Regions from separate parts of the Mus musculus genome. Here region 1 is linked to region 2. A link is a loop called in an ENCODE intact Hi-C map of the cell type or tissue named here. Cell type or tissue: gastrocnemius. All regions are shown on one strand.

Region 1 (8,000 bases), 210 kb before region 2:
AAAGTAAACATGGCGATGCTCTAGCAATCATGTGACACTTCACCTCCACCACCACTGACATCACCTGAGCCACCCTCAGCTTCTGCTTTTTCTTCAACATACCCACCTTCATGTCACTCCTCTGTGCCATGATGAACACTGAAATATACAGTCCTTTCCGAATGGCACAAATCCCTACCTAACCTGCTCCCACTCGAATCTCCAACTTCATTTTGAGTCAGACGCTGAAACCTTCCAGAAGTTCCTAGAATCCCTCAGATTTGCTCATGCTTTTCCTGCCCTAGTCGGTCCCAGTAAAAGGGACATCTCTAAGTCCTTCTGATCTTCCTACATCTGAATCTGAATTGGTGAGACCATTCCATCACCAAACCTAAAGCGCACACTCTGCTCTTACCCATCACAGCCCCTGACTTACAGGTTGGAGCTGCACACTAATTTAATCTGATATTAATATGTACATTTATTTGGTGGCTCCTTCACTCCCAAACAGAATATAAACTCAAGAGTCTGCTGCCTTTATTTCTCTTGCTCTCATTACAATCCCCAGGAGCACTCAGGCACAGAATACATATTTATTGATTGAATAAAGTAACCCTTTCTGGCCACCTTGTAATTTCAACACCAGATGTGACCAAAACACCATTAACTAAAAGCAGTATCTTATTTTCATAAATCCATAGAGTATTAGGTTGAGTAACAACTTGGAGATCAATGAACGTCTATGTACCTAGGAAAGATAAGCAATGTGTACAGAGCTCTGTGACTACAGAACTGGAACCAGAGAGAGGCCTCATAGGTCCAAGTTCTTCCAATCAGCAGCCATTTCCTTTCTCTTTAAAATAAGATTATTTTATTCTTTTATTGTTGGGGTTGCACACTGGGCTTTATGCATGCTAGGCCAGTACAGCACAGGGTCTTACTCTGTAGCCCAATCTGGCTTGGGACTTGAAATTCTCCCTCCTTAGCCTCCTGAGTAGCTGGCATTGGTGTACCAAGCCAGAGATGATTCTTATATTGTAGCCCAATTCATGATATATACATTGGAGGGAGGACCTGCCAATAATATTCAAGGTGGAGATAGTCTAAGAGATAAGAGGACAGGCTTTGGAGTCAGGAAAAACAAAACAAAACAAAACAAAAACCACTCCTCCTAACACCTTCCAGCTGTATTGCTTGAACATTCTGTATAGGATTTTGCTCATCCATACCATGAAGCTATCTGGCAAGGCTGTGTAATTAATTAGACTTTAGAGTTTAGGTAAATTTCAAAAAATAAGTACTTGGACATCCCTAGGATTCAGGAACCAGGAACAGAAATAAAATCTGTTTCCTCTTTGACTCCAAAACTACATATACTATGTTTCAGTTACTTTGATAATTTTAAAGTAACATCCAGCCTCCATAAATAAAATCATAATTTCATAAAGACACACTAGCAGAATCTGGTGTTCAAATTATCCTTTTGAAAATTGTCATCTGACTGATTGATAGTCAGAAATAGTCTGATCTTTTTCTTTTCGGTGCGCACTGCGATTCTCTCTCTTTCTCTCTCTCTTTCCCCCTCTCCCTCCTTGTCTCCTCTCTTCTTCCCTTTCCTTTTTCTTTTCTTTCTTTTTTTTTTTTTTTTGGCGTGAATTCATTATTTATAGAATGGCACCAGGCCTCAAGGATACTGTTGGACATCCATCCATCCCTTCTGTCTATGTAAACTAAAATGGAATGGTCCAAGTGGTTGTCTAGTCCCCGGGACCACTCATTCTTTCTTTGTCGCAACGAAAGCAGTATCCTTGAGTACAAAAAGTAAACGCTTGTTAGTCACTCCATGTCGGAGGAGATTTGAAGATGTCTGCCCTGGCAGGTATCACTATATCTAAGGCATCTTTACAGCCACCACTCAGAATCAGGGCGTATAAACTTTGCTCAGATATCTAAGGAGTCACATTTAAGTGTTGCAATACAGCTACAAGAAGGTAAACAATCCAGGAGAAAGTGGATTCTGCTGTTGAAGTTTGTTAAAGAAACCGGAGCAGGGAACAGATGCCTCCACCTTCCATTTCAGCCCATGTAGGGAGAGCAAAGCTACTGCAACAGGTCCCTAGAGTTCAGCAGTCAGACAGAACCGAGCAAGTACAGCACGGGACCTGCTCAGGGCCTCGAGCTTTCAAATCAGACTTTGGGAGACCTGAGGTTGGGGGAAGGTCAGCGCCCTCTGAGCCCAAGTCAGTTCTCCAAGGCTCCTGAAGCCAGGCCCCATGGTCTTTGCAACTCCGGGACCTCCAGAGAAAGGTGGCAGGGCCGCTTCCCCTTTCCCAGGGTGCCGCTCCACGTGGCTGCTTGCAGGACAAGCCCTGAGTTCCAGGCCTAAGTCCTCACCTTTCCTACCAGGTCCACAGCTACTTAACCAGCTCCGGGGCTTCCTTCATTCCGCGCTGTGCGCCGCCTTCTCCCCCTGGGAACTTGACTTGAGCTAGGTCGGCTTCCCCTCCCTTTGGGAAGTTGTCTCTCTCTTCCACCCCCACCCCCACCGCATCATCGCCTCACCCTGCCGCCGTCCCCTCCCTCCGATCCTCCCACTTTGCATGTCCACTAGCCTTTTCCCCGCCCACTGACCCTAAGTCACTCCCACTCAGATTTAAAACCACTCCCTGTGAGCCCGCGCCAGCTCTGAAACCCCGCCCATTAGGTTTCTGCTCTGACAGGGAGGATTTTAAGTCCAGGCTGAACTCCCACCAGCTGGAGGCCCTACTCAGGAGCAAGCCTGAAGTTTGCAGCTAAACTGCTCTCAGAGGCTGAGTTAAGAGCCCACCCAGTCTACATCCTAATTATCCCATTTCTCTTTGGCTCAGCTGATGTGAAATCCCCAAGGAGAAAGTAAGCTACTGGATTTTGCCCAGGTCTCAATTACAGACTCCTTGAGTAATTTTTTTTTCCTGTGTCCTCCAAGACAAGCACTGCCAATTTGATGTCATGCTGCGTTTTGTATCCCTATGATTAACACAGGGAATTCTGGCTTTCTCTCTTTTGTTGATTGTTTTGTTTTGGTTTTTTTTTTTCGTTTTCCTGGACCTGCTTGCTGCATTTAAAACTTGAGTGCTGTACTAGACCACATGAAGCAGCCCTACTACTTGGCATCACTGAACCAAGCTCAGTCAATATGCACTAGTCTGCAAATCATGGTCTTAGGAGCCGCTGTCACCATACAAAGTCTTACCTGTCTGCATTGAACTCCCATTTCATTTTAATCTGAAATCCGAGGAAGAGGAAGAACTTAGAGCAGTCATTTCTAAGGAAGACAGGTTTAGAGCTAAGAATCAATGGCTTATGAAGGCAGTTCTGTTACACTTGGAAACCAACCTGTTTCTGCTTAACGTTTAAAAATAGAGTTTTACTTGTTTAAAGGTTGTTACATTGTATTGTGTGTAGGTGAAAACGGTTTTCCTCGGAATTTCTTTCACTATATGGGTTCTGGGATGGAATTCAGATGGGCAAATCACCTTTATCTGCGAAGCCAGTCTGCAGGCAGTTTTTCTCTGATTACAGACAAGGAAACAGACTTAGAGAAGGCTCTTCAAGTTCTAGGCCAGGACTAAACTGCAGTTTAGTTTATATCAACCATGGTACCATATCTTCTTAGGGAGCTTTGATTGGAAGGCAGAAAATACTTTTATTTAAGTCAGAAGGAAAGAAAGAAGGAAAGTTACACAGTTCCCTTCTCTTTCTTTCCTCGATTACTTCTCTTTTTAAGCAATGCTACAGTAGGAGAAGCCCTTGATAAGGGGGTTAGTAAGGGGCAGATATTGAGAAAAATTTAGCTAGGTAAATCCTAGAATAAACATAGGGTCTCAAACTAAGAGAGGGGGAGAATAAATGTGGAAGTTAGGAAGAGCAGAATGCCCTCCCATGAGTAAGTCTTGCCTTTGCGTCCTGGGAGACTTGAATATTGTTCCCATGAGTGGGGCTCACACTGGGATGATATAATGAATAGATGGGTCGAGGGAGGCTTCTGGCGTGATTTCAGGGCTGGCTACCACTGTTCATTGCTCACACGGTAACCATGAAGCCGTATAAAAGTGTGCCTGGCAATGGTTGTTACGGAGAGGCCTAAGAGTCCATTACTTATTATGTTCTGTATTTTAGCAGTCCACTCTCCCAGGGATGAAATTATGCACAAGGTTCATGTTAAAAACGGACTTCAGTTTTTTTCCTTTAGGGAAATGATAAAGTTCTCTACCGCCCACATTAAACCCACCGAGCAGCATTCAGATTTCACATGCGGACTCTTTCTTCTGTGGCATTTTACACCTTAAAAAGATCGCAGGAAAGGAGAATGACCATAAGCTTTCATTATCATTAAGGGAATCATGAAATCGCAAATTAATATGTAAACCATTTATTTATATTTAAACACCCCTCCCCTCAGTAAAGTGCGACCATAGACAACTGTGAAACACTCTAGCATGTTGGGTCTAACTGTATATTGTTGTCTTGATGTATATTGTATGTTATTTGTATGCTGCTGCAAGTTGAATAACGAATAACGTCGAAGTTTAAAAATAAATTAAATAGTGGCTGGAGAGATGCTCATCTCTTACTCTTATAGAGGACCCCAGTTCAGTTTCCAGAACCCAGGCTGGGCATCTCACAGCTTCATGTAACTCCAGTTCCAGAGGCTCCAACATCATTCTCTGACTTCCTTAGGCACCTTTACTGACACGTACAGACCCATACACAGACACACATATATATAAAAATAATAAGATATTTATTTACTGTGATTTCATATATAAGTATTATATTGGCATTATTTCCCCTGTCTTGTTCTCCCTACAACTTCTCCCATGTACTACTCTCATTTCCTTCTCAAATACACGGCTTCTGAATTTTTGATGATTATTTTCATATATCCACATACATTATAAGTATAATCTGCTGAGTTAGCTTAGTTTCACTCATATGTTATATGTTACACTCATATGTTATATGTGTGTAGACCACTTGGGTTGCACCAGTTGTTTGGGAGCTCTTTCCTGGAAAAGATTGGTTCTTCCTCTCTCAATAGTCATTCATTTTAACACTTCATCTATGAGTAAGACCATGTGAGATTTCTCACACTCATGTGGGCATGTCACTTGGTATTGTCATTATTGAGCCTTGTTTAGGCAGCCACGCTGTTGACATTTTATGGGTGGGCACAACTTCCCTGTCACATGTAGAATATGCTATGTCACAGCAGATATCCTGCATCTGTTTAAAAATATAAAATAAAAAAAAAAAAACCAAACCCTTTTGCTGACCTCAGAATCTATTAGCTTTGTATATAATGAAACAAGAATAACAGCCGTGAAATGCTGTGCTGTTTAACTCTCAATGGTAACCTAACATCAGCTTGGGCTCCTCTTCAGTGTTTAGTCTTTCTTTCTGGGGAAACTTCCCTTGGACATATGTTTGAATCCTGGGGTAACAATGCCCATGATGAAATACTGAAGTTTAAAAACTCACATCATTAAGGAACCAAAGGTTTTTAAATCACCCTCACAGTTAAGGATTCAGTTCAAACGCATTCTCATTTCTACAGTGTTTGCTTTCCACTTTCACTGGGTCTTTGACTTTCAACCGTGCCTGTACTCAGCCATGCTAAATTGGCAGAGAGAGGATGAGATCAAACCCAGACCTTCATAGCCCCTTGCTGTCTGGGTTAACATGCAAGAAATACTCAGGTTTTTCATAATCCGGGTGAATTGTTTTAATTATGTACACAGTTTCTAGAAACACTCAGGAAGACAAAACCTAGAGTAATCCAGAAAAGCATCAGGAGACGAGATGGGGAGCACAGACGAGGTAAAGCGCATCTGCTGTAAATGCTGCCACTGTAGAGCATAGTTGTTAATTAGGCATTATCGTCTATGGCAGCTTGAGATGTTCTTAGTTTCAACTTTGATCATAGTGTAGTGAACCTCGTGAACCATTCCTATCATTTCTAGGAAACGTAGTGGCGACCAATGCATAAAAGGAGCAGAACCAAACGCTCAGCATGTAATTTTTATGTTCAATTTCTATTCATCATATAATCTTCCCCAGAGTAAGTATTTAATGTATTTTTATCTTCCTGTTCAATAATGAAGTAAGGCTTGTGTGTTCAGGATCCTGAATTCAATCACCAGTACTTCAAATAATAATCATCATAACAATGAAATAATGGAAAAATAAATTAAAAATCATTTTGGGTATTAAAATTAAGTTGAAAACACATAATCTTCCAGTTGAGTGAAACTTTTACTGAGTAGAATGTCTGTAGGTAATTAGACAATCTTTCTTAGGGATCATTGGCCAGTTTGTATTAAAAGATATTTTGGCACAGCCAGGAACATCAATCATGCCTCTAATCCCAGCACCCAAAAGGCCAAGGCAGAGAGAATCACAAGTGATTTTGAGGTAAGCCAGGGCTGCCTTGGAAAACCAAACCACACCCTCTTGTGAAAAAGTTCCTTAAGAAAAGAAAGAAAGGAAGCAATGTTACCACATAATTCAGCAAGTTCTCTTCTTGGTATATAGCTGTACTGGCTAGTCTTGTGTGTCAAGTTGGCACAAGCGAGAGTCATCAGAGAGGAACAGGTCTCAGTTGAGGAAATGCCTCCATGAAGTCCAGGTATAAGACATTTTCTCCATTGGTGATCAGTAGGAGAGGACCCATCTCATGTTGGGTGGTTCTGTCTCAGGGCTGATGATCGTGAGTTCTCTAAGAAAGCAGACTGAGCAACACATAGGGAGCAAGCAAGTAAGCAGCACCCCTCTGTGGCCTTTGCATCAACGGCTGCCTCCAAAATCCTATTCTCTTTGAGTTCTTATCCTGATTTCCTTCAGTGGTGAACAGCAAATGTGGAAGTTTATGTGGAACACTTACAGATGGTCCCGCCTCTGGCTGAACTTGGCTTTAATGCCTAGCTCCTCTATTTGCTTGCTGTAGGACTTTACTTTTCTTACTATAGTACCCTCATAATGTTACAATTAAGAATGGAATTCACCTCTGGGAGAAGACATATTACTGTTTTCCTCCTTAAAGTTAATGGAGTTGGATCTGAACCAGTCAGTCACATGGCAAAGGGGCCACTCCTCAGGAAAGCAGGTCCACCTGGGATGAATAATTATCCCTTAATGTTTGTATTGGGAAATCTGCACCCTCAGTGAAGTTGCTTCCTTCCTGAATCCTGACACAGAAAGGTGTAAATTTACCTTCTTCTCTTCTGTCTTTTTGTCTTATGTGCTGTCCAGAGCCTCCATGTTTGGACTTTTCCATCCTTTTGCTAATGCTTTCCACCCATCATTCAGCTATTTGTCTGCCATGTGGCCAAACTCCATGTTGGCTTAACTCAAATAGCTGGACCTTTTTTTCTTTCTCTTTTCCATCTTTCTTCTCTAGGCAGCTGCAGAGATTTATCACTGTCTGCCAATGGGGTTTTCCTTTTAAATTCTAATGAAATTGTCTTAGAACTTTCTTTTGAATTTTTTTGTAAAGTCCATTATTAATGAAATTAGGGACCCAAAGAAGGGTCCCTCATTTTCCCAATAATGTGTTTTAACTCTTCTGGGACTCCCCAAAATTCCTGATAACATTATAAAATGGAAGTACTATTTGGGATAATTTCTGGTTGCCTTTAAGTTTCATTCTTCTTTTCTATCATAATGGTAATATAGTGGAGTTCATGGCTGCTCCATTAAAGATTCTATTTCCCAGCCTTTGTCCAGTTAGGCCTGGCCATGCCACACAATGAGGAAAATTTTATATGTGCTCCAGCTTATGAGGGATGATGAGAATCTAAGAAGCTGCCCTGGGGCAACAGAGAAACTTTACATGTTGAAGCTGGACAAGAGCTTATACCATTCGAGACTGGTGTATAAATTAACTGATAAACTATGTGCAAGCAACTTGTCTGGAATCATCAGGGCTGTATCTGATGTTTTGTAGATGGGAAGAGCAATTACAGTTTAAATTTAAAGAAGTT
Region 2 (8,000 bases):
GGGATGGATCCCCGGATATGCTAGTGTCTACATGGTCCATCCTTTTATATTCCACATTTTCAATCTAAGATTAGCAGATTTCCATGTCTGTCATTGTACCTATAATAAGACAGAATAACCCAACCTCACCCAGCAATGAGAAAAAGAAAATCCACAAGAATACATCAGTAGTTTACTGTGTGACCCATGCCATCTGCAAGTTACAGAACAGCCTTCTGTGCCAGACATGGCTCTTTAATCCTTAAATATAAAAATAAACTGTAAGGTAATAATTTAAGTCAGCAAATATACATAATACATTCACAATATTATCTGACGCTGTTGCTCTGATCAGGTAAATTGACTTCAAATTACCCTCAGCTGTAATGCACATGGTTCATAGGAAAAAGAATCATACTGACTGAGAGAATACAAGGCAGGTTCAAGCTAGAGAGTTGTCTAAATGGTTTGGTAACATGAACACAGGAAGGGAGGCAACTGTGTCAGCCCAGAGACAGGCGAGCCAGCTAATGTAGATGTTTTCCGATGGTGATTCTAAGACTAGGTGGAGAACTTGGACCAATCCTACTGTATCCACGAGGCTCTCGAGTAACAAGTTTGCTCTGGGCCTTGTGTTGATTTTTTATACCTTCCCATTGACACAACTGATGTGAAAGGGGTGGATACTTTTCATATGGCTTAGTGAGGCATCAGAGCATCACTAAGATAGATGCATTTTTGATAATCCCCTCAAGTCCACTCACTGGCATTGATTTATATGGCACTGATTTTGAGAGATTATTTTTTCCAACATTTTATTTCTTTTTTCCCTGTTCCCTAATCCTTTGAAAGAATAATTCAGCAGTGTACCTCAACCATACACATGACATGTACCACACGTACACACTATATTGTACATAGTGTTCATGTAATGTACCATATGGAGTACTTAATTATATGCTATTAACACTTAATTATGCAACATGTACTAAGAATGAGTGTCTTGGAAGCCTTTCCTATGGAGATGTGAACTAATTTGTCTTCATGCCTAGTAGGCCAAAGAAAAGATTCCACACATATCCAGCTTAGTGAACTGGTGAGATTATTGGGGTTACTTATAGATGCATGGGTAACTCAATGGTTGGCTGTATGGCCAGGGCTTGTATACCCAAGCATGGGTGACCATAGAAGGCTGCCATAATACTGCCCCACCCTCTCACCCTGACTCTGACCGGGCTAGGACTTGTTGGCAGTTCTGGTAGGAGAGTCTTAGTCTACCTACTTGTTTATGCTTTTGTAACCTTGTGAATTTTGGGTTTCATTTTCTTAGGAGGTGGGCCTGTAAGTTTTGTTTACTTCCTAAGTCTTAGGAAAGTCTTCTCTTATGGAGGAATGTCTGAATTTGGAGGAAATAGCTACAAAACATTATCTTAAGCCACTACACATAGTCCTTGATTTGGTCTTATAATTCTTCTAGTCCCTTGTTTATATTAGGAGATTGAATGTTTTCTATTGTATTTTTTGAATAGTCATTACAATGACAATACTCAGAGAGGACTAAGCAGACTGGCCAATTCCCAGCCTGGTGCAGGGCCCTACATGGCAATTCTAGAACACTGTCAATACCCTAAGCTAAGTGGGCCTTATTCTATTTAATAATTCCATTTAACTATATTTCAGAAAATAGACTTAGTTCTCCAAATAAACAGGGGCAAGTGGTTGACAGAGATACACTGAAGGCCTTATCACAGAGTGAGAAGGTGAGCTCCCATATCCTCTGAGTCCAGTGCTGAGGGTACAGTGTCATAAGGTATTGACACACATCTGGCATCAACTGCACAAGGATTGCAAAGCACAGAGAGAGAGGGAGAGAGACAGAGAGAGACAGAGACACAGAGACAGAAAGAGAATCTGAAATGATGATAGGAAGAAACTGGAACGGAGGTTGAACACAGCAAAAAGAATGGAAAAGCCAGATGCTTTCCTGCTCAGAAAGTCGGTGTTTACACCCAAGGCCAGCTCCTTGCTTGCTGATTCTCCAGCTTTGACAACCAAACAGGATAATTGTAACCAAAAGGAGAAAACTCACATACTGAGTGTCATGAGCTAGTTTTCCCCTGAATTATAAACATATGTTATACATATCTCTTGAGAGAGAGAGAGAGAGAGAGAGAGAGAGAGGGAGAGAGAGAGAGAGAGAGAACATTAGCTGTTACCTAGGGAGTTCTTGGGTAGCCAGAGTAAGGCAGGGTAAAATGAGAGAAAGGATGCAGAAGAGCAGGACAGTGGTGTGTGCAATGAGACTGTGCACATAAATAGCTTCAAACAGTCTCAGGGAGGAAGCCTTGGGAAACCACTTCTGTCTTCTTTTGTAAGTGGGATACTTGTTAAGAAGGGGAATAAGTGTTGCTGAATTTACCTAAAAAGTATACATGCATGTTAACTCTAAATGGAGATACCAAACATAGAAAAAACAGGCTTTCTTAATAAGGGCTGGGAGTGCCTTTTGCACCCACTGGCTAGAAGTGGACATCCACAATGCACAGCAACAGGATAACAATCGCAACCCAGAACTTCTCCAAGCTCCATAGGCAGGAAAGGTGAGCCAAGGTGCCGTAGCACATCTATTATTAATGACATCTCTGTGCACAAGCTAGAGTTTTCATGAAAGTCTCACAGGCACAAGGAAAATGTTTGCAAACATCAGAGTTGAGCAAGGAAATATCATTATCTATGATCTAAATACCAAAGTCTGTGCGTTTTTTAATTTTGGCAATGTGGACGATTCCCTTCCTCCCTACCCCCCGTAAGGAGCCTAAGACTCACAAACATGGGCTGTTAGTAGAGAGATGAGAGTATTTTCAGACAGTGGAGGGATAAAATAGGAAGACCTGTAATTATCTGCAAATTCCTTTGGAATCCAGCAGCTGTATTTGAGATGCACACTTAACCAAACAACAGTAGTGTGGTACGTACATACAAAAATTAAGTGTTTATTTTTTTGTTGAGACTCTCTTTGTGCATAACATTTTCACTGATTTTTTTTTTTTTGGAGTGCGTGAGAAGAATCAAATTATGCTTATTAAAAATATGTGTTTCTGGAGGGATATGCATTCCTATAACCTTCATTATGATGCTCTTAATTAACCAATATGCTTCATAATAAAGTATCTGGCTGTCACTAAAATCAACACTTTTCAGTTATTAATAGATTAAGGAAAGAATGTTAATTTCTTCAAGCTCCATTTCATTTGGTCTCATTACTTCAGGAGCCAGATGGTTACAGGGCTGGACCTGTCAACAGCTACTGTGAGGGAGAATACATTGAGAAACACCAAACCCAAGTACAAACAACAGCAGAAAAATGAAGAAGGCGGTAGCCGCACACCATGTGCAGGGCAGGGCAGAAAGTTATTCTGACAATAAATAAAATTATGAATCAGATCATTCTAATTGAGGATTTGAACAAATGCCCGCTTGTTCTTCCTCTTCCCCGTTATACCCCTCCCCAAATAACCACCAAGCGGGGCTCCAGCTGTGTGCTGAGACACTCGCCATTGTTCAAGCGCCCGCGATTTCTCTTATCTCTAGGGCTGCCAGTATTTGACAGTTCTCCTACACTCTTGGTTGATGGATGATGTCAATGCAGAGGAGACAGTACCACCAGCAGCCAATTTTTTCAAGATGTTTTCTTCTTTGATTTAAAAAAAAAATCACTTCTGAGTGCTTCAGAAAGCAGTCTGTCTCTCCAACCTGGCTTTTCACGACTTCATCCCACCCCGTTTGCAGGCCACACGTGGGTGAGGTAGTTGTTCCTCGTATCCTGAACATTGGTGAAACCTATCCCCAGGTTTCCCAGCAACCTCCATGAGCACAGCATTCAGTAATTCAGGCATCCCACAGACACGTACAAAGCAAAAACCAGATGCTGGCAACTTAGACCACGGTTTTGGTGAATTTCTATGCTCTGACTATGCCAGTTTCTCTTATCTGCCAAAGAAAGACACTGTGTTCTCCGTGTGAAGTATTTGTTCAAGTGTGAAGTGTTATGCAACTTGTAATCCTATGCCACAATAGCAGCTCATGGGCACGATTCTGTGTCTACTCATTCTTAACCGCAGATGTGTAAAAACCTGCCCCCTAGTGGACATGAAGCAATTTGCAAGCTGCTTCTCTCCTACCCCAAACCCCATCTCCACCCTTTTAAAGGGTGGGGTTCTTCTAATTGTACAGAGTTGCTGGACATTAGCACCTATAAGTCTAGCAGATGAAAATTAAGGCATTCAGGACCCGAAGAAATCTTAGAGTTTTTCTGTTCAAACCTTGCATTTTACTAATTAGAAAAAAATCAAGAAATCACAAGAACTTCTACGGTACCAGGTCCTAGATAACACCTAACCTGTTTCAGATCTGCAAACGGAAGGGTCAATAGAATCCAAGCTGCCCTTGGACGATGGATCATAATAAGTTAAGTGCGTCATCATCTCTTTATAAATCAAGAAGTTCATTAACCTCCAGGCATGTCCTTCCCGTGTGTTGTAGAAAGACTACTATGTTCCAGGCATCAGAACAGACACTGGAGACAGCTGCAGAGCGAATGTGTATCCAGACAGCAACTTCTCTCAGCAATAGTTTTAGCTTTTCCAGGAAACGAATTTTACTTAAATAGCCAAACCAAACAGGAAGCATGCTTAAAATTTACTTAGCACTGACTGTGACTAAAAGAACATTACTTTTGCAATATGTCCTCTACATACAGGGATAAAAATCCTTATACACTATTCTTTAACCGGATTGGTGATGTGCACTTTAACAGGGAACGAATCCAGTTAAAGTCTAAGGAAATTTCTGCCAGCTCTGATGAGAACTATCACTTGTATTTCTTAATGCTTCTCTTTGAAATGTTCAAGCATTGCCAGTCTGTTCTGTTTTGCTAGTCCAGGTTAGCTGGGACTGGGAACCTCTAGAGACCTTTTAAGCTAAGGTCCTGATGCCATAAGTGACTAACTCTGTATTTTAGGTTTTTATCCTTGTCTTCAGAATCACTGGCACCTATTTTCCAATGAAATGTGAAAGAGTTAGCTGCAATTAATGGCAGTAGCTGTCTATTTCCAACCACTCAAGAAGCTGAGGCTTGTAAACCTGGAGTTTTACATAAGTCTGGGCAACATAAAAGAGATATGGTCTCAAACAATTAATTAGTGGCTAAGTACACTGACTCTGGAGAACAGAGCACATTCCTACTGGTGTAGATATTGAAGATATTAAGAACATTCCATGCTTAAACTGTTAGTGGTGATTTTTTTTTTTTAAGAGCAACTTTCAAAAACAGGGGAATGGTTCATGAGAAATACATTGCTCTGCTCAAAATTCAAAGTGATAATAGATCCACTGAGTACTTGGAAAAGCAGTGTGCATCCTTCCCTCTAGAGTTACCTCCTTAACTGAATAGGAGAATGTTAATTTTAAATGTGTCACTGAGTTCCAAACACTAATATTAACCAAAAAGTCCACTATTGTGGCCAGAGCAAGTCATTTTGCTATTCGTTAATGTGGGTGGCTGTATTTACACAGGGTCCCTAAGTACTCCTCACTGGCGTGGATAAAAAATGCCACTGACAATCACATCTGCCTGGGTAAGCAAAGATGTCACATGGGCCAGGCCCAGGAAGTATTTATGTGTCACAGGGACTGAGCAGTCTCCTGGGAAAGGCTCAGTCTTAAGGACGGAAGAGACTGGCAGATTAAATTTCCTTAGTAAAAGTATGGCAGCATTGGACAGCTGGCTTAATCTTAAATGCAAGATATTGTTTGTCACTTGCATTCTTTCCCAGCCAAGTGACCTTGAAACCTGGAAAAGGGGAGCTAGTAGAGTAAACCAAATGAGCTTTTTTTTTTTTTTTTTTTACAAGGTCCCTGGAGTCATTGGAAATGCACAGTATCTCACATCATAATGAAGGCCAGGCAGTCTGCCACTGGATAGTGCTCGCCCACCGTGGGCTTCAACACATCATTCTCACGAGCAACTTCAGTTGCCGTCAAGCTGGGAGCTACATCCTGTTACGTTGGGGACAATACCAATTCTCTATTGTTTCAAACAGCAACCAGAGGCAACGCCATCCCTGGCTGGTGGTAGTAGACGCTCGAAAGCAGAAATGGCAAAGGTTCGGGTTCTCCTTGATAGGAACCTAAGCAGGAATGAGCACTCAGTTCAAAAATCTCTAAAAGAACTCAGAGCAGAAGATATTGATAGTGGGAATGACCCGATCCTCATAGAACAGACTCCTGGATACACGGGACAGATTCTCAAAGGCTCCTGCAAGTAAGTCCAGGAAGTGAGACTCCATATAAGGAACGCCATTCCAGTGTTTCAGAGTTGGAAACAAGACCAGCAATAAGACGGCCTCCCTTAGGAAGATGAAACTTGGGAATAAAGACAGTCCAGTAGGCAGTAAGGGAGTTCTTTGACAATTTTTTTTCCCAAAGTAGTGCCATGCCTTCTGTATTTTGTCCTCTCTGGTAGGACACTGAAATGACGACCCAAGCTTTTCCTCTGTGCGCTGGAGCTGGGAGAGTTCTCACCTGGGTCCTGTTTGATGCTGAACTTTAAAAGTCCTGTAAGCAGTAGCTGTAAGTTGTCTGCAGGCCAAGAAGGACGTAAAGTTCCCACAGTTTGACGAGATTTTGACTTTCTTTCTGAGTGTAGACTTACATCTTTCTCTTTCTTAGCTTTTACTTAATAAAATCTGACATTATAAATTCTTTCTCTGCCTCCCACTTCCATGGAGATGTTAAATTTATCTCAGCTTCCCAACTGTCTTAGGGTCTAAGAAGGTATCCCTTAGAGATCTAGGCAACAAATATCCCTTTGAAATGCAGCCATCACAGAAGACTGTGGCTGTCTTGGCTACTGTTACATTGTGGTAACATATCCATATCACATCAGTGACCTCTTGCCAGCTCTGTGGAAGGGCAGAGACCAAGCTTCTGTGATCTTAGGTATCAAACGTCAAACACAGATGACCCAGAGCGATTGAATTCCCTCATCTCTACTATCCTCTAGTACTTTTCTCTTAGCTCATCTCAGTATTGAAAACTCCTCCTTTCAGTATTACAGCATGATATAATTCAATCGCTCTCCCTTACTATGGCACCTTGAACAAACTCATGCTCTTCTGACCTTGACCTTGAAAGACTCTTTTCCTGGTTTCTGAGTCCTGACATATTCTAGTTTTTATAACTGGACTTGTATGTCTGTTTGCCTATCAAAAGTTATCTGGTTCTTGTCTTAGGTCCGGACCTGTTGCCTGTCTCCATGGGTAGCTGGGATTCCATGGTGTCTAATGCTCATGTGCACTGCAAGAGCACAATGTGCTGAGGCTAGAGAGCAGCCTCTCGTCACACGTGCACATCTGAGTCGTTTCTCCCCTGGTTCCTGTTTTTGAACCATTTCAGATCTTAGTTCACTTACCCACCTTGCTTATCTCATTGTGATCTAATTAAATTCTCCTGGTTGTTCTCCAGGTCTCCTGATCACCGGTGTTCATGGGCCTCTAGGGTAGCCTTAAGAGAATTGATAGATATCTTTTACCAAAATATCCCCAGAATGCTATCAAGATGAAGTACTGCTGTGCTCATTCCAAGATCAGAAGCTGAGACTCACGGGTTGTGACACTTGTCCGAAGACAAGGGGCAGAGGCTCAGTAGCCTTGTTGAATTTCCCTTATTTATTTATGCATGGAAACTGGGTCTTGCTATGCAGTCCATGCTGGCCATACTCCTGATCCTCTGGTCACAGCCTCCCTAGTATTAGGTCACAGGCTTAAAACTTACAAAAAAATGCTGATCATGTCTGGACTCTCCTAGATTGGTAATCATCCACTCTTCCACCTGCAGCACACTGACTCCCTTCTGTTTACTAGTGGTATTAATGAAATAGTATCATAAAGCTTTCAGGGGTCAGTGAGAAAATGAATTCAGTAATTTGGTCATAGGTGCTTTTAGATGAAGTTTACCAACAC

What was found. A loop is a pair of places that touch in the nucleus more often than their neighbours do. Peaks named below come from ENCODE experiments on the same cell type or tissue, not always from the same donor. Only the 100,000 strongest peaks of a DNase experiment are listed, where the experiment ranks them.
Region 1: a loop joins it to region 2, with 3 times the contacts of the local background. A loop is called at or near these places in 3 of 42 quality-filtered maps.

What each region holds. Positions count from the first base shown.
Region 1 is chr2:12,918,572-12,926,571 of GRCm38, reverse strand. It overlaps Pter (phosphotriesterase related), which reads right to left and starts at 2,531. Exons shown (of 6, transcript NM_001305437.1): 1 at 2,374-2,531. In gastrocnemius, no CTCF peak of the experiment used is centred here; DNase peaks (open chromatin) are centred at 2,592 and 4,004; H3K4me3 peaks cover 1,510 bases; H3K27ac peaks cover 1,646 bases.
Region 2 is chr2:12,705,344-12,713,343 of GRCm38, reverse strand. No RefSeq gene overlaps it. Among named protein-coding and RNA genes, the nearest start is that of Pter, 210 kb to the left of the region's middle. In gastrocnemius, a CTCF peak has its summit at 4,136 (motif pointing left); DNase peaks (open chromatin) are centred at 3,347, 3,545, 3,789 and 4,113; H3K4me3 peaks cover 432 bases; H3K27ac peaks cover 566 bases.